5 separate regions of the Mus musculus genome follow, and regions 1, 2, 3 and 5 are each linked to region 4. Evidence: chromatin loops called from intact Hi-C (ENCODE). Cell type or tissue: heart. All regions are shown on one strand. Each heading gives the region's core, and the rest is flanking DNA. Links, peaks and the distances in the headings are about the cores only. Region 1 overlaps Gm36607 (a long non-coding RNA gene). Region 2 has its middle 6.3 kb from the start of Ice1. Region 3 has its middle 19 kb from the start of Gm36734. Region 4 holds the start of Adamts16 (a disintegrin-like and metallopeptidase (reprolysin type) with thrombospondin type 1 motif, 16). Region 5 overlaps Ice1 (interactor of little elongation complex ELL subunit 1).

Region 1 (6,380 bases), core at 811-5,810, 120 kb after region 4:
GTAGCTGCCAATTCTCACTGATGCCGAACTCCATGTCTTCTGTAGAGGCACTGGATATCACAGAGCTGTCCTCCCTGGAGGAAGCTTCTACCAATACAAATGAGGCCACACCATTCTAGGTTTTTTTTTTTTTTTTCAGTAGCTGGGGCACATCCAAACCTCCCTCTTTACCCTGATAAAGTGTCACCACTGAGAGGAAACGGGTAGAGTATTTGTTCAGTTTCTCTGTCCTCCGTCATTTTGAAGTGACTGTGAGTGTTCTCAAATGTGTGGTGCATGTCCATGCTTCTGTCCTTGTCACTCTTGCTTCCACGACTGTGAGAAGCCTAAGGTCTCATCCCCTGAGTACATGTTCCACATGGAATCATGTGTGTGCCCCAAGTCCACACAATGACACCCTAAGCTCCAGTGTGGCTGGCTACCTTTGGAGATAAGGTTTGAAATGAGTTCAGTGAAGGGTGGGAGCCTAATGAGACAGGACCACTGTTCTCATAGAGAATAGCTTCCAGTCTCTCCTGCAAGCAGAGGAAAGGTCATGTGACAACACAAACAGAGGTTGTATCTACAGGCTGGGGAGAGAGCCCTTGCCTGGAACCAGCCTTGGAGACACCTGGTCCTTTAGCCTCTGGGTCTACAGAATCATCCATTCTGCTGTCAGAGCCACCTACAGCTTGGTATATAGTATATATCCTTTTCTCTCTGATCCACTGGAAGAATTATTTTGTTATTTTTTTTCACTTTTCTCTTTAAATGAGTGTTGTGTATTCATTACCCTAATCAGCTCTGGGTGAGCTTAAATGAAGAGAAGAGGACATAGCTTATGAAGTTTATGATGTTGCTAGAGATGTGTGGTCCTACAGAGGTTAAAATCTTTATAATTGTCATTTATTTCTGGAAGTCCCATCAGGGCCAGCCTGGTCTACATAGTGCCATCCAGCACAACCAAGGATACATATAGAGATGCTGTTTCAAAATGCATAAAGCAGAACAGAACAGCATGGAGGAGCTGGAAGCAAATGCTCAGCACTCAGAACACTTTCAATGTCACCGTCACTGTTGAGGGGACATCACAGGAAGACATCCCTGACACATGTACCATCTCATTGTAAGCCTTTCTGTTCCAGGGCCCTGGTCAATGGCAGGGACTCCTAACAATGACATCATTCATCTCTGTGGTTCCGATTTAGTTCCCTTGCTACACAGTGACAAGGCCACTTTCTCAGAAGTCACCAACTCGGCTATCACTCTTGAATCAATGTTTCCACATACTCAGAGTCAGTCTCAGTGAAGCTCCGTTCTTGCAGCTGCAGGAACTTGGGATCAAAGGGCTGAGGATGTAGCTCAGTCAGCGAAGTGCGCGCCAGGGAAGCACCAGGCCCTGAGTAACAGAACCGGTATAGAAGAGAAGGTGAATGTGATGCATGTTTGTAATCCCAGCACTGGGGAGATGGAGATAGCCTGATTCCTGGGACTCACGGGCCAGCCAGACTCGAATGCTGTCTCCAAAATGAATAAAGAAATAACACAAAATATGCCTGAGAAATGACGCCCATGGTTGTTTTCTGGTCGCCACAAGCACATTTCCATCCCAACGCACCTGAGCGCATGCCAGTATTGGAACCTGGATCTAGAAACTCGGAAGTCTTGTTCTGATCCCATGTGGCTTCTCTAAGGCTCTCTCCTCGAGTGCCCAGTCACACATCCCTCTCAGCTCAGCTTTCCTGAACCTTCTCAGCTGCTTCCACAAGCTTCAGTGGCCACTTGCTCCCCTCCGGGTCTGCAGTCTCAGGAATCCCCACCCCATCCCTTCCTTGTCATTCTTCCTGGGATATGCAGAAGCCTGGCTCTGCCCAGAGGTGAGCTTGCTTCTATCTAACCCCATTTACCTCCCAACCAAATCCCAGCTGCCTGATCCACCCCATGACACCATCTTCCCACTTCCCTCCACCCTGAATCCCATTCCTCTTTCCACTTACACCTGGGTTGAATCTCCAGTCTGGTGTCCTTACTGCTGACTGGACCCATTGTTAAAATAGCAGAACTGTACTCAGCTTAGATCAGGACACGGTGTCTCTTCTTAGCATCTAGCTCCAAGAGATCACGCCCTCAGAAATGCATGACAGCCATGCTGTGCAAGCACCTGTGTCTTTCAGACTGTGGGCAGAATGTGAGCTACTCTTGTTTAGGTCTCATTTAAGCATCACTGCTTAGGATTCCTTCTGCAGTAACTGAAAGGGAATAGAAAATGCTACAAGGCCCAGTCCAAAGGACCAAGGCCAGGAATATCAGGGACTCAAGAAGGGGTCTCTGGAACTAGATGGGGAGCTCAGATAGAGCACTGCACTGGAATGTTCAGATAGAATACTAGTCTGGAATGCTCAGATGGAGCACTGGGCTGGAGTGCTCAGATGGAGGACTAGGCTGGCATGCACAAAGCTATGAGTTTGAGCTCTCGTACTGCACAGAAAGAAGTCTCAGCACTTAATAGTTGATGGTGCACAGAGTATGTATCTCATATTCCAAGTCTTTCAGACAACTAGCTTGCAAATATGAAAGGGTAAAACACATCAAGAGCTATCCACAGCCATCATAACTGTGCAAATACATGGAATGGAAGAGAAACGATTGACATCCCAAGCAGTGCTTTGTCTCTGCTAGTTTGGAGGAAAACATTGGTAGTTATTAAGGAATAAATGAAGGGCTATGGATGAACGCCGATTTCTTTGCCAGTAAGACAGACAATGTGAGGTGGCCACCTACTGGGGAGTCTATGATAAAGGACTGGTTGAAATTGCAAGGCCCGTATATGTGCAAACAAAGCCATGGTAAGCAAGAGGGCGTGTCCCTGGAAGCTAGTGCACCAGTTCTACTTCCTCTGCAAAAGTAGTAATGTAATAGATGAAATACACAAAAGGCATGGAAGGATATGTTCTTTAAAATGTCAGATATTGCTAGGACACAGCCTTCTGCCACTTAGGGGCAATTAACTGCCACTTAAAAATAAAAAGTAAAAACAATGTAAAACAACAACAAAATACCTCAGGCACATACCTCAGGTTCCCTGGAGTCTCCCCCTCCTTTCCTATCTTCAGATAAAGATACACATCATCACTACAGTGACTTTTCTTTGCCACCCTCAACCATGGCATCCTGCTAGCCAAGGGAGTGCTGACTGAACAGTGGGCATAATGGGAGACAGTGACTGTGCATGCTTCCTACATACAGCAATGGACAAGCAAGCCCCTGCCCCTGGGATTGCGAATAACTCCTCCCCATGGGCCACACACTCTGAAGAGACAAAAGACACTCTTTCTGGATGTCCTCGGGTCACAAGCAAGGGCGTATTACTTTGGGCTCTTCAGTTCTCCAAGAATCAAGCCATGAAACTTGTAGTTCTAGGGTCACAAAATCCATGAAGCTTTTCGTTCCCAAAGCCTCTTTGGAGCCTCATCCGATTCCCCCTTTCTCTATTTTTCTCCCTTTTATCCTTTATGACCACAGCAAAGCCCTTGAGAGGGTAAACCTTCAAATGCCTCATAACTGTGTGCTTGGGCAGTTCTAGCCTCAGAGTCATGAAGACTCTCAAACTTCTCAGACCCCAGAACAGTGACACCAACACTGTGATTTGTTCATTTCTCAGTCTAAGGTAGAAGAGATATCTCTGTCACAGTGATCCAGCAAATGTCTTCAACTTTATGGTGATGCAAAACTATCCCCGAGCACTTGCACTGGTTTCCGTTTTGCTATGGCACTGAGTAAGTTACATGAACCACACAGCACATCATCATGATGTGCGCAATGCAGGCTTCATGCTACATGACTAGCTCTACCTGTGGGCTAAACTACGTGCTCAGAATACATATGATATGGCCTAGCTTAAGCATGACGTTCATGTGACTAGATGCATGAAGTGTGCTTTTAGTTTAATGATATTGCCAACTTAATGCACTTACTGTGCCCTACCGACATCCTGAGCCAAAATATAATGTAATGGCTCCCAAAGATGAAGACCAGGCCTACTATCCAGAAATGTATAAAAAACTTTTAAAATAACAATATAAGGGCAAATAGGTCAAATTGGGAAAAAAAGCTATACATGGAAAGAAAAATCTAAAGTGTTTTTCTAAAGACCTACAAATGGTCAACAACAAGATAACAAGCTGGCAAATATTAGTAACCATCAGGGAACCACAGTGAGTCGGCACTTCACACCCACGAGCAGAGCTACAATAACAAGTTCATTATAAAGTCTTTAAGTGCCAAGTATTAAGAATGCAAAATGCTGTAGCCCCTCTGGAAATCAATTGGCAGACCTTCAAAAATTGCAACAGATTTATCACATGACACAGCAGTAGAACAAAGTTCTATGTATAAGCTCAAGGAAATTGAAAACACATTCACTGAAAAACCTTATGAATATTCATAACAACATTGTGCATAACGACCTAGCCTGGATGGAAGGAAGGCTCAGCCACATACATGATTTCATGAGGATGAGTCTTTAGTCAGCTCATGAATTATCCATTGTGACTTTTGCCTCTTATGAATCAAAGAGAGCCTGCTTCATCAGCAGACAGACAGGCTGTAATCGTCGTTCCCCCCCTTCAGGATCTTGGGCCCCCAGTCAGAGCTGCACAGGTGCAACTGCAGTGTGATGACTGGGAAGGTACAGAGCAGAACTGCGCAAGCACAGTGGTGGCTGGGAAGATGCATAGCACACCGCCCTTGTACCTCTGCAGTCAACGGATCTCAGTAACCATAGCAATGCTAACGGAGTTAAGAACAGTGCCCACTCATCTTCCTTCTTAGATGCAACAGACTTGGATTCTGGAAGGAACAAGTCTAAATGTCCCCTGGGGTTTCTATGGAAGGGAAGGGAGATTCTGTAGTCAGTTCTCAGGGTCAACTCTAGAGCTCACAAGCAAAGCTACCATCATGTTTCCCTTTAATCAAAAACACCATTAAACCCTGTCTGAAGAAAAGCCCTTTTGGTGTTGATTGCTGTATTTCATGGTGAGACATAAATTGCTCTCAGTGTCCAACTTTACAAAGCAATTATCAATTGGTCTCTTTGAGTTGTATCACTAGGGCTTGTAGTAAAGCCCAAAGAGCTCGGTGTCTTCATTTTGGCATTTCCTCTCCCTGAGAAGGGTCTAAGGTCAGAAGAGAACTGAGTGGGTCTCCAGAGAACCAAGTCCTTGATAAGGTAGGAAGATAGAGGCAGGAGTGAATCTCAAATCTACACAACTGAGGCCAGCAATTCATCCACCAACCCACGCAGGTTAAGTTTGCTGTGATGGGGTAGCAAGACTACTATTAGCAACAAGGGAATTCGGACAGATGAAGCTAAACATTAGCATAGTTTCCCAGCCTGCCCACTCACACCCTGAGTTCCGTCCCACCAGGCCCTGCTCCAGCCACCTTCATTGGTGGGATCTTATATGCATTTGTTTCCTGTTAACATGACTCATCTCAAAATTACTCTGCCTTCACACGGCATGGGACCTTTCACATTCCCAGAAGGCTACAGCTCACCCTTTCCTGACTTCTCCTCATAGTGGATTCTGATTGGTTTATCTCTAAGTGTATGTAAATCAGTCACAGATGGATCCTTATAGCTTTGTTCTCTGTCTCTCTGCCATCTTTCCTGCAATGTGTGTGGGTTCTTAGCGACTAGAACTGAATGGCTTAGGAGAGAAGGGACAGAAACAAATGACCTTTGATTCATGAGTACTACCCATGTATCCAGCCCCTAAAACTGATGAGGAATTTATTTTGAGAAAAAATAATAATCTAAAAACAAGCAACATTAAGGATTGATGGGCTGAGGATGGAGAGATAGTTCTGTGGTTAAGAGCACTGATTGCTCTTCTAAAGACATGGAGCTCAATTCCCAGCCTCCAAGAGGAGGCTATGATTTGTAACTCCAGTTCTAGGTATCTGATTCTCTCTTGGGGCCTCCACAGGCACTGCATGCAGGTAGTACACAGACTTGCAAGCAAACACTCAAAGAGTTAAAAAAAGAAAGAAAGAAAAAAAAAGGAAGGAAAGAGGGAGGGAGGGAGGGAAGAAGGAAGGAAGGAAGAAGGAAGGGAGAGAGGGAGGGAGGAAGAAAGAAAGAAAGAAAGAAAGAAAGAAAGAAAGAAAGAAAGAAAGAAAGAAAGAAAGAAAGAAAGAAGGAAGGAAGGAAGAAAGGAAAAGAGAGGTGGGGACGGAGAAAGGAAGGAATGAAGAGAGGAGAGGCGATGAAGGAAAGGGATATCTGGTGGGAGGAAAGGAAGGAAAAGAGGCAGGGAAGGGGGAGGGAGGGAGGGAGGGAGGAAGGAAGGAAGGAAGGAAGGAAGGAAGGAAGGAAGGAAGGAAGGAAGGAAGGAAGGAAG
Region 2 (6,380 bases), core at 523-5,522, 200 kb after region 4:
GCTGGAAGCGTGCGGAGCTGAGAGCATGGATGCAGAGGAAGGTACCACCACTTGTTGTGGAAACAGCACCAGCGAGACTCAGTGATGCATGTTGTGTAGGGAGGGGGTGGAAATGCGAAGAGAAAGATCCAGAAGGACCCAGCGAAGCATTGCACAGAAATAACCAGAGAAGATACACCAGCACCAGCAGGCCCTCCAGAGGACGTGCACTGAATGGACCTTGGAGAGCTGGGAACACTCCCTCCTGGGATGGCAAGGCGTGTCACCTGCATGCCCCAGCCAGTTCTTCAGAGTGACCACCTGTTGTTGGGCAGGGGGGAGGATAAGAGATGGAAAATAACCATATGCCTGGTGTCCACCAAGAGTCATGTCTTAAGTATATTGAAGGGAGGAGAGGGGGACACCCATGACACTTGTCTTAACCCGGGGCATGGTACCCAGGGAGGGCATACTCAAAGGCCCTGATCAGTCATACATGTGTGCTCATTTCCATGGGATTTAACTGGGGTGTCTCTTAGCTGACATATCAGCCATGGACCTTGGCCCCTGAAGCCCCTTTGAGGAAACAAAAAGTTCCCTTCAGTTTAATGGTCAGGCCTGCCTCTCTTATCTTCCAGTTAAAATTTCTCCCAGCCCCTTTTCTTTTTTATCATCTGGTTAAAATCCCCCCAGCCGGGAATTCTGTCTAATCTGTCGCTTGAGGGTCTAGCTGGGATGGGCTAGGGGCCAGAAGGCTTACCTTTCCTCCAGTAGGATCCGGTATTATCCGGCTGGCTGGCATTCCTCCAGGACTGGACAAGGAGAGGAGGAAGCAGTGAAAGAAATGTCTACCACACACGGCTCCTTCAGCTGTGACATGCATTTGTGAGGCCAGAGTGGCCTTCCTCTCACGCGCCACAAGGGTGTGAATAAATAGACACCTTCATAAATGCAACCTGCTCAGTCTGTACAGAGCTACTCGTATGCATGTGTTCAGGGTTGACGACTGGGTGACGGTGCTCTCCCCTGGGGAAGACCACTTCTCCTGCTCTCAGCATTTCTTGGCTGCCTAAAGAGTCCTCTGTGTAGGGCTGAGGTCTCACAAGCTTTCCCCAGTTCACACTAGCATGTGCCCTGATGTCAGTTTTATTCTGGTCATGTCTAGGCCATCACATTATTAAGTCCTCATGGAAATAACTTCTCTGATACTTCTACAAGACACAGCCTCACAGCAAACTCCCTGTGCCTCCAACTACCTTAGGGTATTGTTCTGTGGAAGCATTGGTTGGGGTTGAGCTCCACAACTCTGCATTTGGATTAGTTGTGATTTTTTTCTTTTTTTCTTTTTTCTTTTTTTCTTTTTTTTTTTTTTTTTTTTTTTTTTTTTTTTTTTTTTTTTTGCAATGGTCTCTGTTGCAAAGAAAAGTTTTTTGTTTTTTTGTTTTTGGTTTTTTTGGTTTTTGGTTTTTTTTTTTTTTTTTTTGAGGGGTGAGGTCAATACTTAACCTGTTGGTATAAGGACAAATGTTTAGATTGTTAGGGATTATGTTGGCTTAGTAAAGTGGCAGTTGTAGGTTCTCTTCTGAGATCTGTGCGTTCACTAGCTCTGCATAGTTGGCTAGGTTTCCAGTACAAGGAATGATTTCCTACTGACTGGGAAAGCTGTAAGTCCAATTAGGAAGCTGTTGGTAACAGGCAAGGTATGCATACCATCCACTGATGTTGTCATGCTATGCTGGCCATTGCTGTGGTTCATAGGTTTCATAGCTAGGTAGGACACTGGGGGGGGGGGGGCGGGGGAGGACAGAGGCTTTGACTATTGAAAGGGACCTGAGGTGCTGCCGCTGAGTCTCTGTGTTGGGAGACGTGACTTAGGGGCACTGGGAGCCAATCTCATGTCACAGAAAGGCAGTAGTATGGGACTGTGTCTGCAAGAGATACTGCATGAGTGACACAGATATTGCTGCATAAAGAGCTACCACTGCCAAGGTGCAAAAGCAAGGATGGAGCACAGAATGAAGCACACTGAAGCAGGAGGTATGAACTCAGTCACATTGTGATACATTGTTGCAAGGCAGCTGCACATGTCCTGTGTCCTAGCATCCGGAAGCAGACAGCACAAGGAGAGGGTTGGGATTGAGAGATCATCTTAACTTGCAGCTCAGAGCTCTAGAATCATCTCTCCTCCAGTTCGTAGACATGACAGAGGGTACAGGAGGATCATTTTCCTAACAGGCAGCCAGGAGAACTAAATGGTACCATGGGTCAGATGCAAGGGGCCTGGAAACTGCCTTGATGCCAAGAACAAATAGGAATCTGTTTTACTAAGCTGCATCATGAGCTGCAGGTGCCCTGGGGTCACAGCAGGAAGTCAGAGCTCCAGACAGCTGTGGGTCTGAGGACAGTGGATATAAGAGCATGTTAACTCCAGCTTCCCTCTGAAGATGTGCAAACCATTCTGCCTTGGCCCTGAATATGCTACAAAACACCTGCCGGGCCCATTTTCTACCCCTTGGTGTTCTCTTGTGTCCACATTACTCTGTAGTCTATCATACCACACAGAACCCTGTCCTCATTGCACCAGTGTTGGGAAAATATAGCTTACCACATGTGTGTACCCATTTTCCATAATCACAGGTACCCCTGATCAAGGCCCCATAAGCAACCCACAGCTTCCTGGGAACCAGTCCAGAGAATGTCTTCAGTTCTGGGTGCATCGTTTGGTAGCCCTCACTGGCCCCAAGAAAAGAGAAATGTTTCCATCTCTTTCATATCCTCACCGTGAGAGTCCCCCTGTTAGCCTTCTAGGCCTGCCTTCCTTGTGTGATAGCCATTACAGCCAGGAGGTGTGCATAAGCAGGCACAGTGTCTGCACGTGTCACAGGACAGCAGTGCAGGGACTCAGGTCCTTTCTGCTCTCATACCTGTCAGGTTTTCATTCATGCCTAGGTCATGACTGATTTAAAATGAGGCAGCCTTGCTTTTCTTTGAGAACCATGTTTATCCTCTGGGTTTATCATTCTAAAGGATAGCTCAGAGCAAACTACTGTTTTCTAGGACACTCATGAAGTCTGGACAAGCAGGTGTATTCTGGAAACTGGACCAGGCAGAGTGGACTGACAGGTTGAGGGCACAGTCCCAAGAACCACTCTCCCTCCCTTAAGGAGCTCCTAAAGGCTATCGTGGACCGAGGCTATTTCTAAATCACACAGGGAAAGATCGCCACCTGGTGTCCAGATGCTAACATTACATCACAGAAGGAAAAAGTCACACTGTCAGAAGACATCACAGAACTGCCTGCAGACTTTAAGGGGTGGTTGGGGGATTTAAAATTAATAACACAGTTCAACGACTTTTGGGTAATTGATCAAACGAGAGACTATTTTCCTTGTATGTCTGTCGGGGTGCACATGTGAGCACGCTCATGGCAGTGGAGGACCTTCTCCAGTGTCTCTCTTCAGGTGGCACCCATCTTGGTTTTGGAGACAGAGCCTCCCACTGGCCTAGAAATCACCATGCAGGCTATTCTGGCTGTTCAGGAGGCCTCGAGATGGAGATCTGCCTGTCATTGTTTCCTAATAACTAAAATTGCAAGAATGTCTCCATTTGTTTGCTTGCTTGCTTGCTTGCTTGCTTGCCTTTTACATGTGGGCTCTTGGGGCGGGGGTGGGGCGAAGCTGGAGAGATGGCTCAGAGGTTAAAAGCACTGAGTGCTCTCCCAGAGGTCCTGAGTTCAATTTTCAGCAACCACATGGTGGCTCACAACCATCTGTAATGGGATCTGATGCCTGCTTCTCTTGTGTCTGAAGAGAATGACAGTGTACTCACATATAAAATAAACAAACAAACAAACAAACAAACAAATAAATCTTTTTTAAATGTGGGCAGGCTGGAGAGATGGCTTGGCAGAGAAGAGTGCTTATTCCCCTTCTGGAGGACTTGGGTTCAATTCCCAGCACCCACATGGCTAAAAATGTGGGCTCTGCGAATGAGACTTGGGTCCCCCTGGCTGTGCATTGTGTGGCAAGCACTTTGGCAATGGAGCTCTCCCAGCCCAAGAATATATCTTCTCATAAAGCAAAATATAGTGACTTCAAATAACGAGTAGCTTCCCATGGTGAATTTCCCTTTGTTTCTGAACCTAATGTGTCACCTCACCCGGGCTGAGGCATGTCACCCAGTTCAGTAAGTGACCAGCTGCCTACCAATCGCGCCAACTTTTGGACGTGTTGCTTCGGTGTGTCTAGAGGCAGTGAAGGTATGAGGTGAGAATGTGGGAAGAGTCTCCAAAAGCTAGAGAGCTGGCGGGACCAGACAGCATGGAGAATCCTTCTGTGCCATGGCTAGAATGCAGGTACCCTGAAGGGCCAAGGACATGGTCAGAAAAGCATAGTTCTTCTTAAAAGTCTATAAGGAAATATGTTCCTCCCTCCCTCCCCCCTCTCTCCATGTGTGTGTGTGTGTGTGTGTGTGTGTGTGCACATGTGCACACACGTGTGTGTATCTGTGTCCCTGTGGAGGAGGAGTGGCATATGCAGATGTGTGAAGGACAGAATTTGACCTTAGGTCTTCCTTCAGTTTTCTCCAGCTTCATTTTTGAGTCTCACACAGGATCTGACGTTTCTGGATCCCACAAGACTAGCTGACAGCATGCATGCCAAGGGGTCCTTTAGTCTCTTCCTCCTCAATGCATACTGCTACAGAGTGCCCTTCGTTTGGATGCTGGGGGTCAGAACTCATGCCATGCCCCTACCTACATGTTCTTTTTACATACTGCCTTGTCCTCCTACGAGTAGGCTGAGATAGGTCTTATGCCATTTTATGTTGTCAGTGCCATATATCAATAGCTGGTTAAGATGTAAGAAGAGGTTTACTCTGTTTATGGTTCTGGAAGCCTAAACCTAGGTGATGGCCTTCTTGTATAGCCTCAAGGCTGTCAGTGGGTGGCACTGTGGATCGGGAAGCTGATGTCCCCTCTGGTCTGCCTCTCTCCCCTTCCAAAGACACAAATGGTCATCTCAGGGGCACCGCTGTGACGGCCATATCTAATTTTAGGTATTTCTCTAAGTCTCTTACTCTAAACAGCAACATCCAAATGCTCATTGCTTTAGATGTGGGGTGTTTTGCCTGCTGGATGTCAGAAAACAAACCCAAGGTGCCTTGAGCAGTGAGGCCAAGGGTTCTCTAGGCTCATACTCTGAGAGGACTTACTCCACAAGGATTCTGTGCCTACAAGGCAGAGTAGCTCCTTAGCCAGACCACTCCCTTTGGTTGTTGGATGCTTACACCTCCTGTACTACTTCAACACATCTTTACTCTCCTCACTCTCTTCCAGGTGGCTGGCAGAGATTCAAGTAGGTGGATGCTTTGCTACTTCCTACCATGTTTGCTTGAGAATCTCACGGTAACTCTAACTGAAAGTAGCCAGCGTGAGCCGTGGCTTGTCTTAAGTGCTTTGTTTTGAAATCTCCTCTGGCAAATCTAGGAAGTCCTCCTAGTGACTCACTTTCCAGTTGTCTTCTACAAGCCTCAGGACATAGGTCCGGTCACCGAGTTGCTTGTGATGTTGTAACCAGAGTGATGTTGTAACCAGGGTGAGGTCAACCTTTCCCCAATCCACAGCAGGGCTCCTCCTTTCCACCTGAGAAGACTGCTTGGAGCATGCTAGTTTCCTGTTCCTCCAAAGTTCTTCCCCACTTAACCTATCACTCAACTGCAGGCATCCCTATGGTGTGGGGGTGCTTGCTGCTAGCAATCCCCTCCACACCTGGAACATGTCTAAGTCTGTTTGGTATTTCTAATAGCACAATGCCACAGACTGGGTGATTTTAAGGAGAGATTGATTTGGGTTCCCTGATGCAGTGGCCTAAGGCTGAAAGAAAACACCTGGCAGTGGCCTTAAATATGAGGAGGCCCCAAGGCAGGGAATTTCAGGGCAAGGGTCAGGGAGTGCACCTGTGTGTCTCCTCTGGTCACACTCTCTTTTGCTCAAGCTACTGCACTCCACCAAGGGGCTTCATACTGATGACCATATCTAATCCTACTAGTCTGCCCAAGTTTCTACCTCTAAATGCTCACCTAGTGGTGTAAATTCCTATTTATTTATTTATTAACATGCAAAGGAAAATAAGCTACAGCACATGTTTGGGAGGGAAAGAACCATAGCAAGTTGTATTTATCTGTTTTCCAAGCTAGAGCCATCAGAGAATGTCAAAATCTTGTGGTTAAAAGAAAACTCACCACACAATTTAAATTGTGGTATTTGCAAAATTAGTTGAAGCCACATGCTGGTGACCTACATCTTTATTCCCAGCACTTGGGAGGCAGAGGCAGGCAGATCTTCTCTCCAGGTTTGAGGCCAGCCTGGCTACATAGAGCAAGTTCCAGGACAGCCAAGGCTA
Region 3 (6,380 bases), core at 537-5,536, 160 kb before region 4:
CACAGGCCAACCAGGCTCACTCAGTGCTCACAGGCAAGGGTTCTCACAGTCAGGAGAGCTCACCCTGCCGGTTCACCATCCCCACACTGAGACTTCCACTAACTTAACCCTTGCAATGTTTAAGAAACCTAACAGGACATGGGAGTCAGTGCAAATGTGTACCCAAAGGCTTCAAGCTTCAAGAACTTGGCCAGTGAGAAGTGAAAGTCCCTTTCAGTGGCCTGCCAGGCCAGCAGATATCCCAGCTGATGTTGTCTTCCAAGTATATAACACCCTCAGTAGTACCGAGGTCTCTGTGTTAGCCTGTGCACGCATAACCGCAGACTGTGTGTGAGACTGCTATAGATTGTGCTTTGGAGAAATTGCTTCTCTTGCCTCGATAACGACTTCGGTACTTTTGTCTAGGAATTAGACAATTAGACAGAGGGCTTTGAAATGGCAGGTTCCTGGGAGTTTAGCAAAAAAAAATTTCAGAGCTGGCGTTTATCAGTGTTTGTTTAACTAACTCAGTCGTTTGCTCTCTTTCCTGCCTTGTGTTTTGGAGGTATAAGTTGCAGAATAAAGAGTGATGTCTGCTGCTGCTGAAAGCTAGCTTCTGATGCTTGGGTCCAGTCTCCTTGGCAACTGCCCATTGCCGTGACCCAACAATTCACGGTCAGGACCGGTAAATTTTCTTATCGATCTTTGACTTCAGATTTGTAAATATTTGCTTGGGTTTTGCTTTTCATGTTCTCAACTAAAGAAAAAAAAGTTTCTATTTGGAAAAGAAGCTTTGAAAATGTCCATTCACTTGAAAAGAATAGACAGAACCCTCTCTCCCAAGCTGCCTGGTGTAATTACTGATGCCATTACTCTGCCCAGGGAACCTTTTGTGGGTTGTTACAGCATCGGGTAAAGAATTCTTGGCTAAAGAGCTTTCTGGGCTCTATGGAGAGGTCAGAACCAGTAGCTGACTTAGCTGTTGGCTCTGGGCCCTGTACCTTGCAGAGAGTAAAGAAACCCAGCTAGCCCTGCCTTCCCTTGCTGGGGGCTTTCCCCATGCTGTCTCATAAAGGCACAGAGCTTGATCGGGAAGCATTCATGTAATTTCCTCCCAGGTGCCCACATCAGCCTCGGTCACTTGGTGAGGAATGGAATTGCTATGGTCAGCCATTCCAAAGCAGAGGGATGGTATCCCTTGGAATTCCTTTCCCTCTGACTCTCATTTCTCCCTGAGTAGTGCCAGGCTTGCCTCTCCTGAAACTTAGCTGCACGGTGTTGTCTGTCCATCAGCTCTCCCAGATGACTCCAGAGGGAAGTCAGTATTTTTTAAGAGAGATACATGATCATGGAGGTACCATGTGTGCTGACCAAAAGAATTAAAACTGTTACGAAAGTAGTTTTGTCTCATATTTTACTTTATCATTAAATAAACTTTTTGATCATAAAGATTTTAAAAAGACATCTGTTTGCTTTTTTTCCCCCTTCTTGTAATAGCAGCATTTTGTGATGATAGACTAAGCGTGCTCACTGACGATTGAAGAGCCCTTCTGAACTTACAGGAACAGTTATGGAGGACACAGGTCCAATCTGGGTATCAGGTACAGATGGGAATTGAAGCCCAACACCCACAACAAGGATTATGTGGGCCCAGTGCTCTGCAGGTAAATTGCCTACATGTGACTAGGCCATCATTGGCCCTGCCCACCACAAGACCAGAATCAGGTCTTGTCAGTGAGATTTCCTGGTCTCCTTTTCTATGTTGACCATACAACAGCCAACCCATTGGCTGTTCTCTGGAGCAAATGCTGAGGAACAAGGCCCCCTCCTGAGATCCTTCCACAGCACTGACTAAACAAGGCCTGAAGATCCATGCCTGCAAGCTCCAAAGTCAGAAACCCATGGCCTCTGTGTGGTGGGTTTGTCAACACAACGGAGACCACTCAGTATTGGGGTACATTGTGTGAAGGTTTGTCTCTGTATATTCAATTGTAATTCTCTCCTGGCAGAGAGCTAAACGCTGGCAGCAACTTGGTATTGTTATTTCTGTGGCCCCATCATGGGTCTCATAATTTGTAAATAATTATCCTTCCTCACCTGCCTAAGGCAATCTAGAATTGTATCTGCTTGGCTGCAATCAAGAGCTGATGGCCAAAAGCTGGGCAGGAAATGGAAGGCAGAAATTCCAGGCAGAGAGAGGAAGACTGGGAGATGATTCAGAGATGAGAAGAAGGCTGGGAGAAGAATCAGAGCTGGCAGACGCAGAGGTGAATGGACGGACAGGAGAAAGATAGATTTGGTCACGTGGCTGGATATAATGTGAGGATTAGTTGGGTTTAGAGTAGTCGGGAGTCTGCCCAACAATAGGCCTAACCTTTAAAAGCTTAGCAAGCCTCCGTGCTATTATTTATATCTCTGGTGGGCGAGATAGTCCTGCTATACCTCAGAGTCTTGTTCCACTCATCTTTGGTCTAGGATTCTCAATGCTTGGTCACTATCTATCAAGAAACCTGGATACTACATGACCCTGACTTTGATGCAGAGGTGACTTGGTGATGGCCAATACTTCCAAACCAGAGGAGACCCAAGATCAGGAATTCGATCCCTCTGGACTTGCTGAGCAAAATCTCAGGGTCAAGCTGTGAGCTTCAGCTTGGAGTACGAAAGTCTTTCAGGGTTTCCTCAGAACCACTGTACATCTGCTCAGAGCACCCACCCCCTCAAGTGCTCATACTTTCTCCAGACACTGACAGATTAGGAGAGTGAAATCAACCATTGGCTTCAAGGAATCCATTTGAGGTGGTCCATGGGCCACCAGGGGCTTTAAGCCTCAGTCTTTCTTTTATAGTTTTGCTGATCATGAAGTCATTGTCCACCCAAGCAAGTCACAGAACTGCTTGTGAAGCCCAGCTACAGAGGGTATCATCATGCAATAAGTATGCCAGCCTTTGGCCTAGTGGCTGTGGCACTGACAGAGGCTGACTCCTGCTAGTTTGCTCCACATTTGCCTGCTTTCTGTCCCAAAACTCATGTGCACCTCAGATCCCATTCCCAGTCCACGAACACACACACACACACACACACACACACTCAGTCCCAGGCAAGAGACCTTGCTTGAGCCTCTTTGCCAACAGAGGACATCTTACTGAAGCACTTCAAGGCTCGGCCACCAGAGGGAAGCAAAGGCTGGGAATACATACTCAGATGCTTCAGTTATAGGGACCCCCAGCCAGAAAGGTTCCTCCTCCTGGACTGAGTATCATGTCCCTTGAAGAGGGTAAACCAGATCTGTCCCATAGACCCTCTACCTGCCCCAGGGTTTTGAGTGATACCATGCCTAATCTGGCACTTAGATGGATTCAGAGTCTTGGTAACTTGCTTTTTTATTGTATTTGAAAGAACCACATATTAGCAGAAATGAAATTTTCTCTTTTGTTATATTGAAATGAGCATTAAACTACCTTTCCCAGAAAGTTGGAAATTAATGTGTAACTTTAATGCCTTCTCAGGCCATAACAACATGAAGACATTGAAAGCAACATGAGGCCACCCTGCCACTTGGGGTTGGAGAGAGTCCATTCCTAGGATGAGACAGTACAGGGACAGGGTCTCCATCCCTTTCTTGCTGGCATAATATCTCCCTTGGCCCTAAGGATATCAGGGAGGAAGTTCTACAAATTAGAACAAGAGTGGAGGGGACCCACATTTCCTGTATCTTTCTTTGCCACCAGGTGAGATGGATGGAGCTTTCTTGCTTTGCCCTGACTTGGGGATGCTACCCAGAGCATAACACCTCCCAGTCTCAATCCCAGTGACCTACTCCATTCCAGGGAGACAGGTTGCTCTGTGGTGAGTGTGTTCTGGCATCAAGGGGCTATGTGAACCAGTGGGCAATCGGGGGTCATCGGGTTACCTTCTGTGCTTAGCACAGCCATGTGTGGCTCAAGGTGGGCACTTTATAGTTCTCTGTTAGCTGAGCCATGATCACAGCTGACAGATTTCTGCTCTCCAGACTGCCTGGCTCAGTTTTGCTTTGATCCATGAATGCTTGTGCTGTGCTATACCCTGCTGCTTCATAGCACAACCATAACAAATCGCCATGAAATTGGTAGTTTCCAACAGTATAAGCTATTTCCTCAGGGCTATGGAGCAAAGAAGACTGGAATCAAAACACTGGCAGGTCCCTGCTCACTCCAAAGATCGCTAGGCTGGTTCCTTTCTGCCTCTGCTGGCTGCCCATCGTTCTTGGCTTATGTGGACACCCTCTGACCTTTGTTTCTATCTGGATGGAGCTTTATCTGCTCCTGTCCTGTGTCTCTCTGAACTCTGTTTGTCGTCTGGGACACTGCTCAGATTTTCCCATCCTCCAACCCATGTAAATTCTATAGGAATTCTGTTCAGCTTGCTAGGTGTTCAAGCATCAGTTCTGAGAAAGCAGGACTCAGCAGACAGGCACTGAAGGAATAGAATAGTCTATGAATACTCACAGGCTCCACTGAATAAACACTATGGAGTCCAGGTGATGATCAGTCTGATCTATCACAGTCCAAAACCTCAAAGCATGACGGAGCTGGGACTCAGTTGAAAATGGAGCTGAGCCAGAGAACCCTCTGGAAAGCCAAGATGCCCTGGCAGTGAATTCCTACCCAGCAGGCCCCTCCTACACATCTCAGCTGCACCAGGATTGCTCATTGCTCGGACACCCTCTGCACCTGAAGGAAGATTGAGTGAGGAAACGTGTGCTTTCTGGTTGTTGGAATATGGTACAAGAGAAAAGCCAGCTGTCTGCATCCTGACACCCAGCCTCTCCTGTTCTTGGTCCAGCACATCCTGCAGGGAATCTTCCCTGATCCTGTTTCCTGGGAGTGAAAAGATGAGTCCTTCACCACATTGCCTGATGTAGCTGAGAAACAGCAGGTCAGCGAAAAGTGGGGCAGTGTGTCTGAACATCAGGGACTTCCTGGTGTGGACACTGGGCGTATGCATGACAAGTGGGCCCACACCGATCAACCCCTGGTCACAATCCCTCATAGCACCCACCAGTATCCACCTTAATCCCAGACCTTTGCATGGTGTGTCCTTAACAGCAACAACCAGAACATCCTAGAAAGGCCTGTCCACATGTTCTCCTTCCCAGTCTTTCTCACGAATCCTAGATCACAGTGTTCGGCATCTCTTGTTCTTGGGCAGAGATCCCTGACGCCTCACCAGTCCTTTGAATCCTTCAAAGAAATCCATACTTTTCTTTAGGAACCAGGTGTAGTGGCTGTTCCAGGTGTAGTGGCTGTTCCAGGTGTAGTGGCTGTTCCAGGTGTAGTGGCTGTTCCAGGTGTGGTGGCTGTTCCAGGTGTAGTGGCTGTTCCAGGTGTAGTGGCTGTTCCAGGTGTAGTGGCTGTTCCAGGTGTGGTGGCTGTTCCAGGTGTAGTGGCTGTTCCAGGTGTAGTGGCTGTTCCAGGTGTAGTGGCTGTTCCAGGTGTAGTGGATGTTCCAGGTGTAGGGTATATTCTAGGTGTAGTGGATTTCTCCGATGTACTTTTGACTACATCTGGAATTAACTAAAACCCAAGCAAGGAAGGCCCACCTGTGAAATTTTTGTTTCACTTTGTCTTTTACCTAATTTTAAGTGGAAAGACCCACATCTATTTCAGAGCATCGATGTGGGAAGATGTACTTTTAACCTGGGCCCTAACTACTGCTGCACAGGGAAGAAGGAAGCTTCTGCTCTTTACCTGCTTGTTCTCACCCTTACTATCAAGTCCTTTCCTTCACTGGCATTAGAGCCTACATCTTGGGGATTCTGGCATTTACTGAAGATCATCTGAGATCCAGCCTCAGGGGCCGAACAACTACTGGATTCTTAGAACTTCCATTCATAGGTAGCCACAGCCTGGAAGTTCTAATAAATTCCGTGTGTGTGTGTGTGTGTGTGTGTGTGTCGAGAGAGAGAGAGAGAGAGAGAGAGAGAGAGAGAGAGAGAGAGAGAGAGAGAGATGGGAGAGAGGGAGGTGGGGGTAAGGCAGGGGTTATGTAAGTTTGGTCACTTGGTTACCCTAAAGAACCCTGACTAATATACCAGGAAGCCCCAACTTTTTTGCCACCATGAAGCCACACCACAGTCTCTGTGATCACTCTGACATCAATAGTGATCTTGCATCGCCCTGCATGTTGGATGATGTCTTTCAGTCACACAGTGTGAGGATCTGTGGTTACAGATATGCTGCCAATTACATCTGCCCAAGTTGGGCACAGTGCCATAATCAAACACATCATCCTGGGGCCAGAATCCCCCTACCTGTAAAAGAGGTGGGTAGAATACTTTCTCAACAGATCTAATGGAGATTTAGTCTCTGGAGTGACCCTTAGGATGGAGATCTTCAATGAAACCTGGACAATGAGCCCAG
Region 4 (6,380 bases), core at 738-5,737:
CAATTAAATGTTGTCCTTATAAGAGTTGCCTTGGTCATGCATGGTGTCTGTTCACAGCAGTAAAACCCTAACTAAGACATGCACACACACACACTCTCTTTCTCTCTGCTCTCCTCCCACCTCTCTCATGTGTGCATACACAGACACATACACACAGAGAGAGACAGACAGACAGACAGACAGACAGACAGACACACTTGGGAACAATAGAACAAGAGAGACCAGGTGGAATAGAGGGGACTTAACAGGAGATAATGGGAGGCTTTAATAAAAGAACATAGTGTAGGTGCGTGGAATTATAAAAGAATGAAACAGTAAGTCAACAAAACTGTACTCTTTGACAATATTTTTCATATGAACGACTGAGAGAGAAAGGGAGGGAGCAGAGAGAGAGAGAGAGGGATATGCATACACAGATCAGTTCATCTTGATTCCGCCCTGTCCTTTCTGAGATGTATGACACTTCATTCAGGCTTATAAAGAGCCACTCTGGGGCATCTCAGCTCAGTGTAGGCTGGAGTGAGCACCCTGAAAACTGCAGCCACTGCTCCACATGCCATCCCCCTTCTCAGCCTTGCAAACCAGGCAAGGTCAGTGTGACTGCAAATGAGGGACCCTAGAATGGCAGCTGGAGGGAGCCTGAGATGTGAGACCAACCGGCAGAAGGAAGTGGAGTGCAGCTGCTGGGATGGACAGTCATTGGCAGTCCCGCGTGTAGAAACATCTACCCGTGCGCTCAGTGCTGTCTGTATCTGTACCCACCCTGCAGCAGACACTCTCAGTCACTGATGGTCACAAAAGACGCTCATACTCAAACACATACTCAGGTCATGATGGACCAGGACGCAGGGCTGGAGAGAGGGCATTCGCTGGTTGTCTTGGATAGACCTGGTCTGGTCTAGGCTGGGGCTCCTAGACTTCCTACTAGGATGCTCTGGGAACCCAGTGGCCTCACACCTGCTCTCCCAGCAGGTCAGCCAGAGTCTAAAGTGAATCTGAAATTGGCCACTGCTGTCCAATGAAAAATTAGAGGCGTGAGAAAGAAACCCAGCTTCCTCATAGCCTGCCCTACCCTGCCCTGCCCTGCCCCGCCCCGCCTCCATTCACCCCTTTTCTTCACGTGCCCCAGGCAACTAAGGACTCACATTCATTCATAAGCAGATACATTCCTCCCTATACATCTCCCACTAGAAGGGAAGGCCAGAGGGTCTGTAACCAGGGGATGGACTAGAGAACAATGAATGCTGGATGCCTGTCTCTATGCAGCTCAATCTTGCCCTTAAGTGAGAAGTCCCACAGAGCTGCAGCGGTGGCAGGTGGCAGAGGACTTTGGAGTAACACACCAAGACAGTTTTCCACAAAAGCACAGGGGTGAACAGCTAGATATGACTGTGTCCTGGCCTTGTCTCTACCCCAAGTTCTCATGTAGGTGGACAAAACACCTTCCTGCTGGGTCATAGGCGTGAAGGATGCCCAGTACTTACCATGAGTCTGCTTCATCTCCTCTCCCTGCCACTCCTCCCTTATCCTCCTCCTCCTCCTGGTACCCCTCCTCCCTGCTTTACTCCCTCCTCTATCCCCTCCCCTCTCCTCTCCTTTGCCCTCCCTAGTCCTGCCCTCTCCTTCTCTACCCTCCTCCCTGCTGTCCCTTGGTTGCTGCGGGTGCTTTGCCGCCCCCCGCCACCACTGCCACTCCACCTCCCGGTGCCGAACGAAGCTGCAGTGATAACTCTGATGTGCATGGTGGAATCGCTGCCTGGAAACCCTGCGATTTTGCCGGGTCGGTCCTTTGCACCCTAGCATACTGCTAACACCGGGACTATCCAGTGACCCAGTCTAGACTGCTGAGCTGAGTCCTGTGAGCCCTCGGGCACCGGGGCCATGGAGTCCCGAGGTTGTGCTGCGCTCTGGGTGCTGCTGCTGGCGCAGGTCAGTGAGCAGGTGAGTCCTGGCGCTAGGACCAGCAGAGTCTGATGGCTGCAAGTGCATTCCGCCCTTGGCTGAGCTCTGCAGTGCCCGCATTTTCACTGAGGTGTCCTCGTTTTTTTTTTCCCCCTAGCAGACACCTGCGTGCGCCCTGGGACTCGCAGCTGCAGCGTCTGGGAGCCCGGAAGACCCGCAGCCTCCCCCATTCTCTGGGTCCAGCTGGCTGGAAACCGGTGGTAAGTTCGCGCGGTGGGGGCTCTCGGTTCCTCACAGGTAAGCAGCCAGCAACCCCCTATGCTGGTCTGCAAGTCTCCTGGGACTCAGGACGCCAAAAGCTTTGAAGATGCTATCTTGCTCTTTCTATTCATTTCGAGCACAAGATCATGCTCAAGAATGACTTCCGACCAACGTCTGTATCCTATTTCCTAGTAAAATGATAATGGCTAGCCAGAGTTACATTGGGGGAGTGAGATATCTGGGTGTAGGAAGACTCCAGATCACTCTATATATTGACATCATTAATGTATACACCAAATCTATTATAAGCAACGTAGTCCCCACTCCAGCATCTTCCCCCCTCTCCTTTCTTTCACATTGAAGCTTTCTCCACTTTGACTGTCACAGGAGGAGACAGAAGGCAACCTCATTAATATCGCTTTAATGTTAATTAATAGCACAGGGGACATCCAAAGGATGTGTCCTGGACCTCCTTGAACATGAACTCGAATTCAAGTCTTCTGCAAGGTTCAGCCACCTCAGTGATTCACAAGTGGGTTTCCCCTGTGAGGTGTCCTAGCAATGACACCTGGTGACTGAGAAAGCAGGCCATTGCACTTGCTAGGAGGTTTGTGCTGGGTCCACAGCAAATGCAGGATTTTACTCACCCTGTCCTTTCCTGGGATGAATTAGCTTGAGATTGTTAGCAGAAATGGCGACCAGAGGCGAGCCAGGTTTAATCTTTTCGGCAGATTTTTAGAATATGTACAGGATTAAACAATTGACACTTCGGAAACCCTCATTATCGCTTCCTTCATCAGGATAAACTTACAAGAACTGAATTCCTCCTACTGAAAACAGGGTTTAAGAAGGGATATATGAGTCTCGGCTCTAGGACTCTGAGTGCCACTGGAGGGCGCCAGACCCAAACAGTACAGTGGTTTAGAAGGCAAGGGAAAGCCTATTGTGTTTGAAACCCACCCTCTGTCACCTGCATCTCCAACCCTCTTCTGATCCTCTTACTTCGAATTCTGACACATCATGACCTTACAAGGAATGTTCATGCTCTAACTTTGGACTTTGCACTACTTTCAGAATAAAACTTAAAAAAAAAAAATCCATAGGGACTCGAGGCATTTCAGACATTTATTTATTATGTGTGTAGGGTGCATGGCACTGTGGAGGTCGGAGGACAACTTGTGGGAGTTCAAGGATCAAATTCTGACTGTCTTGCTTAGCATGGAGCAGGCTGAGCAATCGAGCCTTGCCACTCGGGACACGTTTATTGCACTAACGAAGTGTTATCCAAGATGATAACATTATAGACAGAACGCTATTCAGGAAGAGAGGACAAGCTTAGTGCCTGAGGCCACAGGCAGGCTTCTCATGCCTGGCGCCTCAGTCCCGGATCCCAATGGCAGTGTTTCCATGGACTTTCACTTGCCTGGTCAGAGCGTGCACAGAAGGTGTGAGTCCTTGCAAGGTGGAGCTGACTTTGTGAAGGCAGGATACCTTCACCCTTTCCTGGTTATCAAAAGAGAAAGAGGCAGAGAGAGCAGACAGCAGTCACACAGCAGAGGCAAGGTGTGGCAGAGCACCTGTGACCTTCAGATCTGCATATTGTGCACGGCCCATCTCCATGATATAAGATAATTTCTTAATTAACTCTTTGAAGCTGTTTTGAGTTTGGGCTAAAGTGAGACCTGTAAGGGTTCTGGCTATTTTGCTGCCTTTGTGAAGTAATTATGCAGTAGGGAAGAGAGCCTCACGCACCCCTTGAGACAATGATGGATAACTAAATTGAGATAAGTTGGATTATCAAACACGAATGTATCAATTTACATTTTGATGACTCTATTGCTTTTTATTTCTTGTTTCTTCAAAGGTTTCCTTCCATATTTGTCATTGCAATAACATCTATGGTTTCTGCCAAGAGCATGGCACAGGTTTTTAGCTTTTTAAAAACTTTGGGTTTCCAGATCTCAAGGCAAAGCTCAGAAGTTCTTTAGGCTTTTGACTGGGAGGATAGAGAGATTGTTCAGAGGCTGATGGTACTTACCACCTCTGCTTCCCTCTGTTCTCATTCCATTGCCCCAGGTAGTCTCATTTGTAATTTTAATAATATATATGAATATAAGATTTACACATGTGTACAAATTATCATCTTCCAAATAAGAAAAAGTGGTATATATGTTTTTATGGGTCTTATTTTGCTTACTTTGATAACCTGTGGTTACGTACATATATTTTCCTGCAAGCAAACGACTTAGCTCTTTAGCCCTTCTCTAGTGTGTGTGTGTGTGTTTGTGTCTGTCTGTCTGTGTGTCATCTGTCTGTCTTTTTGCCTATCATTTTCCATATCTGTTCGCATGACCAACACCTAGGCTGACTCCATAGCTTGGCTACTGTGGAAACTGTCCAATGTCTCTGAAGGATGCTGACTATAGTGTGTTGACTGGGTCTGAGTCCATATCCAGGATTTGTGTGGCTGGATGCTATGGCTGGAATCATCTCTCTATGGACAACGAAGCTCATGAATTAGGCTAACAACAGTGACTTGTACCTCTTGCCTTTATTCCATTACCTCTGAAGGAGGGGGAAGTAGCCAGAAGTGATATGAATCCTGTGAGGATTCGGATGTGCTAGCTAACAATACCCCAGCCAACCTGCCTGCCCCACAGAGCAGAGAGCAGTGGCGGTGTCACATGAGGGAAAATACTTTGGTGAACTGCAAACCAATGGATGCACCTATATTCACTCTTCAGACTTGCTGAGTCCTGCTGTGCTTCCCCCCCCCCCCTTCGCCATATACCAGGTTGTCTGATCCTCCATTATCCTACACAAAATGTTATAGAAGCCAGAGTGTCTTACCCTACCATAGCTAAATCTCCTGCTCTGGTGCAGATGCCTGCCAGAGCCTGCTAAGTCACCTGCAGAGCCTGCTGCCTCCCTATGCCAGCTGTTCCCACTTGTACAGTAGGGCTAGATGTGTAGATTATGCTTGGGACTGCAGAGAGAGAGAGAGAGAGAGAGAGAGAGAGAGAGAGAGAGAGAGAGAGAGAGAGAGAGAGAGAGAGAGAGAGAGAGCTATGACATGTGGCAGGCACCATAGCCAAAGTCTTGGTGCCCTCCAGTCCTCACCTTGCCATGGTTGTCAGCAGGAGAGAATCCCCGCCTCTGATCTTCTCTGACTCTCTTAAACCCAACCACAGAGCTTTTGTGGCTTGTCAGTGGCCATTGTCCGAACTTCTGTTTTACCTGTCTATTGCTTGTCAGGAGAGAATAGCAACACACAGACAAGTGCCTGTGCCTACTCAAAATTAATTGGTGATAATTACCTTGATATCGCTCACCTATAACCAAGTCATACTTTATGCATGAGTCTGAAAAATGTGTCCACTCATGCTGAGTCAGAGGCAGAGACCGGTTACCAAGCATCTAGTAGAGCTACCTCTTAAGAGACGGTTGATAGACTGGAGTAGAAACGTGTGTTTACAATGTTGCAATTGGCCAAACTCCAAATGTGCTGTGCTGCCAGTGTAGAGGATAGTCTGCCAAACTGTCAGGTTAGACCTGTCTATTCCCCCTGTTTGAAGTGATGAGCTTTGCAAAGACACCTCACTGTACATTCAGAGAAAGGCCTGATACCATGCTGGCCTGTTGTGTTTAGTGATTAGGGGAGAAAAAATACAGGCATAAAACCCAGCCAAATTTCGTATATAACTGGACACACTCCATGCTTAATTACTGATTTCAAAGACTTAAACCAAGCTAGCTAATCTAAAACTAAACAACAACAAAAAAAATTTAACCTTGGCCACAGGTCTCAGCTGATGATATGGCCGAGTAGCCAGCTGTGACCCTGATCTAGATGCCCAATCCTTGGCTCCTCCCTCCTGGAAAGATCCATCCCTGGGCTGTGGACATGGGGAAAATATTGTAAATGTTAGTGATGAGTATGGAAAGACCTGTTTATCATCTTTAAAAAATTAAAAATATGATTTCCCAGAATGGCAGAGGCCATTTCAATATGCACAGGGTCAGAAAGCACCGAGCTCAGTGACATCTCTCTGCTTCCTGTGGAGGGTGGTGACTCTGGGTGCTATTGTAAAGGATGCTGTAGTCTCAGCCATGTAAGTCTGACAGAGTCTGGAGGTTTCTTTTGCTTTTCATAAGTTGTTGTAGTTGAATGCTCTTCAGACCAAGACACGGGAGAATATAATGGTGAGACCTGGCCC
Region 5 (5,000 bases), core at 1-5,000, 230 kb after region 4:
CTAAACCCTTCACGAAAACTTTGAAAAGTACAAGTGGCATGGAAAGCCCTCCAATTGTAGAAGACTAAAGAACCAGGATTAGCACATGAGTAAGAGATGCTCAGACCTGTTAGTGTCCTTCAGCATGCTCAGGAACATGCCCATGGGCCACTTCATCACAGGAGGTGGAGGGACCTGATAAAGTGTTGGCTAGCCTAGTAGTAGATTCCTGAGCTGGGAGATGAAGTGTGGGTCCTCTGAGGATGGACTGTAAAGGAACAGCACCAAACATGCCGAATGCCATGGTCTCAGCATTCACCTGCTCCAGGGCTTCAGAGGGGTGAGTAGAGCCAGGAGGGTTGATCTGTGAGGAGGAAAAGGAGAATCCCTGGTCAGAAGCACAAGTAGTGCATGTCTCCTGACACCGCAGGGGCAGAGAGCAGCTTTAACCGGCTAATAGAGTGCATGCCTGCCTCAGATCAAATGAGGCAGAAATTGTTGAGTACCTGAAGCTGACTTAAGATAGGCTCACAGTGTCCGTCTGAGAGCAGTAAGGCCAACTGAGCAAGTCCAGGCTTTAGAACAATTCTGTGTGGAATAAGGGGTTCAGGATGCTGAGGTCTGGTAAGAAAACATTCTATACCCAAGCACATGGAACTATGCCAAGCAAGCCTCCAGGGTTTCCTGAGGAAGTTGCCCTCTTCATGGGGGGATCTTCTGTGTGTGTGTTTGAAAGAAGGGGTTGTAGAAGGCTAAAGAAGCAACTGCCAGAACAACCATTTATAAGGACTGTAAACCACATACCGAGTTTTTTAGAAACTTGATAAAGGTTTGGCTAGTACAGCAAACATGTAAATGTGATGTTGATAAAAATCCTCTGCTCCCTTAAGACAATAAAACAGGAAAACATGGCAGTTACCATGATTAGACTTGGGAACTGATGCTGGGTGGTGGTCCTGGAAACAACAACCCACTGTAATGTGATTAAGAATAGGACAGCCCATGCTTTTGCCTGTGCAGCCTCTGCTCATGGCAGCTTCCGTTCCCAGTGTCGTCCTCAGGTGTGGAGAGCAGATGACAGGCCACAGAATGTCACAAGTCTCACTTGGAAATGGGATTAGAGCAGACAGAGTGTGCTGCTGTTGTGTCCAGTATCATGCAAACCTCCAGTGTGCTTTGTTGACCTGTCTGAAGATAAACAGAGTAAGAGACCTCCCCTTTCAAATAGCAGTTGAGCCATCAGGTGTCTAAGAGCAGGACCTAAGGCAATAGGCAGCGTCCATAGGAGAAGCAGCGTAGATCATAAAAGTGTCAGGCCTTCGTAAACATAGTGCTGCTTCAGCTCAGCAGGTATTGAGCAGCGTAGCTTGCTTTCTCAAGAGGAGTAGCTGCCCGAGCAGTTAAGCTTCCGTAAAGGAAGAGCTGAGCAGGACCTCAGTCTAGCCACACTCGGGCATCCTCATCAGGCTAAAGAAGATGCTCTTGGTACACGGGGACAATGGAGTGGGCAATCCTATAAGCATGCTCTTGAGAGATTAAACAGGTGCCCACTCACACCTCAGTCAGAAAGCCGCACTGAGGCTTCTCTCTGCTTGTTGGGAAGGCAGCTTTGGGGTCAGTCCTGAGAGGGCACGTGTGCTCCCTGGCATTGTGACTGCTCTCCAGGAGGATGAAAAAGTAACTTGTTTTCTTTGTTTTTAGGGTTCCTTGTTGGCTGCTTTGGGTATATGGTACTAAGCAGGGACCGTGGTCAGGTCATTTAAGCACAGGGATTACAGTATTTGGAAGCAGGCTCTGGGGTAGGTTAAATTATAATTCAGATAAGCTTCTCAGCCAGCCACAGGGGTCTGGAGCCTCCAGTGGTAACTATGTCAGCCATGCTTGTCTTGATATCCCCATCTGTGGACTTCATTTTGGGGGTGACAGTTTAGTATCCTAATATGAGTATACTGTATTAAACCAGTGGCAGATTTCCTGGAGATTTTAACAGGAAAGGTTGATCTATTCAATTTTCTCTTGACCTGGGTTAGTGATTTTACCCATTTCATAAAGCTTAGGCTTAAGGACCTTCTAGAGATCTGTGGTTTGGCCTCAGAATCCTTTCATGTTGAAATGTAATTGGCATGGATTAGTGCTTAATCCATGCTTCACCTCGGGCTCTTTGTGTTTACATTTTCATGGATAGATTTGCCTTGATGGCTATTTTTGAAATTTGTGTATTTAATGAGTTACAGAGATTTTATCCCTGATATTATACTGTTCTTATGGTTTTTATCAGGCTTCTATTACTTATGTCTCCCCTGGGTCTTTCATCTTGGGTCAGTGGTTCTGTAGCAGTTTGAGAGTCCAGAGATCTTTGGAATTTAAGTCCCAGCAGTTTCCCATCCTGTTAAAGCCTGTCTTCTTCTGTGAAGTCTTGTGCTGTGGGCGCCCCCTGCAGGCTTTTCTGCATATTGCTTCCATCCCTTGCCCTCATGACCATGGACTGTACCATCCATCAGTCCTCTGGGTGGTTGCTGCATGGTTATCTGGTGCCTGTGCTGATGGACTCATTTAACTGAGGGAGGCTTTGCTACTGTTGTATCCATCTCAGCACTGTGGAACAAAGGCACAGGCTAACTTGCTGTGATAGAGAGAAACTGTAATGCCTTTAATAACAAACGGGCTGGGGCTTCTGAGTCCATCCCCTAGAACAGTGGTTCTCAACCTGTGGGTCACGGCCCTTTGGCATTTGACCCTTCCACAGGGGTGGCCTAAGACCATCAGAAAACAGATCTTACATTAGAAAATTACAGTTATGAAGTAGCAACAAAAATCATTTTATGATTGGGGGTCACCCCAACATGCAGAGCTGTATATTGAAGGGTCACAGCATTGGAAAGATTGAGAACCGCTGTTCTAGAAGAAAGAAAAAGAGCAAACAAGCCTATGTCGAGTCTTGGGGTTGTAGCGGAAGCCTTGCCTGACTTGGTTGATAGCGCAGTGGTCGCAGTGGGAAGGTTTGGGTGCTGCTCCCTGCTTGGGTAAGAAGTCTCCTGTCACAGCACTGGGCCTGATAGCTGTGCGTTGCTGTTTACAGGGAAGGTGAAAGTTCTCCTGAAGGAGCTGTGGCTCTGTGTGAACACTGCGCACAGACTCTCCGGGGAGGGCGGCAGACGGATCCCAGGTGAGAGACACTACAGACGCTCCTGAGGCATGAGTGTGACAGCATCTGCTACAGGCTTCTGGTATTTCAGCCTCCAGTGTGTAGCGGAGAGTGGGGACTTGGAAATGTATGAAGGAGTGTGACTCTAAACCCCAGCAGATAACTGTCAGCCTTTGGTAGCAGCTCTCCTCAGAGCACTTGGAGGGGAAACTAAGGCATGCTTGGCAGGTGTATGTGGAAGACCAAGTAATCCTCCTGTCCTACACAATAGCTTCTTTTAAGTCATCTTTATTTTCACACAAGAATGATTCCATCTGAACTTTTCCCCAATCCTGTTAACAAACTGTGGGACTCATGGAAATGGCCCATTTTCCACCTACACTAGATCTAGTCTGAGACTCCATTTCTGCTCAGGACACTGTGCTGGGGACTAGGGACAGAATGCATGGCACACTGTGATTCAGTGAGGATCACATCCGTAGTCGATCTCCTTTGCTTCCAGTTGGCCCAGGGAAGGTTTGTGGGGTTTTGGGGTTTTTTTGTTTTTCTAATTTCTTCTGCATTTAGTTCCAGGAATTCTTGCTTAAGGAAGGCTGCCCCTCTCCTCTCCGCTGCTGACTCTGGTCTGTTTCATGTCAGGGTAGCTCTCCTGCTTCCCAGTGCACTACAGTCCCTTACTCCCCTCTCCTCTGCTCACTCTGCTGTTTCTTCTGTCTCCCCAGTGCATTCCAAGTTAATATTTACTAGACGCTGCCCCAGAGCAGCTCCTGTGTGCCTCAGCCATACTTGTCCTGCCTAGGCACTTCTCTGTTCCAGTCTCACCTCTGAAGAGGTCTTGCTCCTATGTCAAATACCTGGTGACTACAGTGACCCCGTGGGATCCATATTTCTAGGCTAAATCATCATCATCAACTGAAGTTCATGAAACTCAAAGACCCCTCCCCCAAAATTGTATAGTTGCCTGTTTGTCACACCATGCTAGCAGTGTTTGAGGGAGGGAGCACGTGACAAAGATCTCCATCCACAAACTGAGTCAGACAGTTTTATCTTTCTGAACAGTCATCTGAAATCAACCAATGTCAAACCTACCCATAGGCTTTCTATAAAAGGTACATTAGATTGTTGTTGAAGGGAAAGCGACTTCCAGTGTGTTTAGGCAGTAAGGCCTCTGCCCTGCTGCTGTGCTGTGAGCTAGCCCTGGTACCATCCACAACCCTGTCCCAGTCTATGATCACTTTAGAAGTTGACTGGTGACCTTTTTGAAGCCGTCCACTCATTTCAAGTTAATTGTGCTAGTAATGTGACCTGTTATGAGGATGTAATTTGTGCATTTCCTTGGCATTATTAAATATGTAATGCCTGCTTCTCTCCTGTTCAGAAAAACCTGCCAAAGGAAGCAGTGCAGCCCGAGCCTCTGAGCAAGATGAGCTGCTCCCAGTGCAAGGTGGCCCTGCCAGGGCCGCAGACATGCGTTCCTTCTTCTCCAAGCTGTCCATGGAGATGGAGGGTGACTTTTCTTCCTCGGAGAGTGCTGAAGAAGAGCTGCCCAGTGGGGCAAGCCCCAGCACTGAGCATGCTTTTTGTGAGGAGAGGCATTCTGAAGTCTCAGGGCAGAGGCCTGATGATGGCAACAGGACCAACGTCTATGACCACGAACACTTTTTTGATGATGATCTTCAAGCTGCAATTGACTTCTTCAAACTTCCCCCTCCTCTTCTGTCTCCAGTGCCCTCACCCCCTCCGATGGCATCAGGCTCTTTACCTTCTTCCCTGGCACCTGTGAGTTGACTTTCTGAATTTTAATTCCATTTTGATGTGTTTGTCCTTTGTCCAGGGTATTTTAAAGGTATTAGGGTACTCAGGAAAACTGTTCATT

What was found. Peaks named below come from ENCODE experiments on the same cell type or tissue, not always from the same donor. Only the 100,000 strongest peaks of a DNase experiment are listed, where the experiment ranks them.
Region 1: a loop joins it to region 4, with 2.7 times the contacts of the local background. A loop is called at or near these places in 2 of 42 quality-filtered maps.
Region 2: a loop joins it to region 4, with 6 times the contacts of the local background. A loop is called at or near these places in 39 of 42 quality-filtered maps.
Region 3: it touches region 4 in a loop (14-fold over the local background); 19 of 42 quality-filtered maps call a loop at or near these places.
Region 5: a loop joins it to region 4, with 5 times the contacts of the local background. A loop is called at or near these places in 5 of 42 quality-filtered maps.

What each region holds. Positions count from the first base shown.
Region 1 is chr13:70,712,623-70,719,002 of GRCm38, reverse strand. All of the region lies in intron 4 of Gm36607 (a long non-coding RNA gene), which reads right to left. Among named protein-coding and RNA genes, the nearest start is that of Gm36607, 9.7 kb to the right of the region's middle. In heart, for the core only: a CTCF peak has its summit at 2,761; no DNase peak of the experiment used is centred there; H3K27me3 peaks cover 418 bases.
Region 2 is chr13:70,640,703-70,647,082 of GRCm38, reverse strand. No RefSeq gene overlaps it. Among named protein-coding and RNA genes, the nearest start is that of Ice1, 6.3 kb to the right of the region's middle. In heart, for the core only: CTCF peaks have their summits at 3,214 (motif pointing left) and 4,920 (motif pointing right); no DNase peak of the experiment used is centred there.
Region 3 is chr13:70,998,285-71,004,664 of GRCm38, reverse strand. No RefSeq gene overlaps it. Among named protein-coding and RNA genes, the nearest start is that of Gm36734, 19 kb to the left of the region's middle. In heart, for the core only: a CTCF peak has its summit at 3,164 (motif pointing right); no DNase peak of the experiment used is centred there; H3K27me3 peaks cover 914 bases.
Region 4 is chr13:70,837,051-70,843,430 of GRCm38, reverse strand. It overlaps Adamts16 (a disintegrin-like and metallopeptidase (reprolysin type) with thrombospondin type 1 motif, 16), which reads left to right and starts at 1,620. Exons shown (of 23, transcript NM_172053.3): 1 at 1,620-1,941; 2 at 2,060-2,162. The coding sequence starts at 1,882. Gm36529 (predicted gene, 36529) reads right to left here and starts at 2,981. Exons shown (of 4, transcript NR_167928.1): 1 at 2,811-2,981. In heart, for the core only: a CTCF peak has its summit at 3,057 (motif pointing right); no DNase peak of the experiment used is centred there; H3K4me3 peaks cover 947 bases; H3K27me3 peaks cover 3,104 bases.
Region 5 is chr13:70,608,679-70,613,678 of GRCm38, reverse strand. It overlaps Ice1 (interactor of little elongation complex ELL subunit 1), which reads left to right. Exons shown (of 19, transcript NM_144837.3): 11 at 3,059-3,145; 12 at 4,503-4,903. Gm40996 (a long non-coding RNA gene) reads left to right here. Exons shown (of 2, transcript XR_873649.1): 1 at 1-1,182; 2 at 1,681-2,893. Among named protein-coding and RNA genes, the nearest start is that of Gm40996, 3.7 kb to the left of the region's middle. In heart, for the core only: a CTCF peak has its summit at 2,430 (motif pointing left); a DNase peak (open chromatin) is centred at 2,428.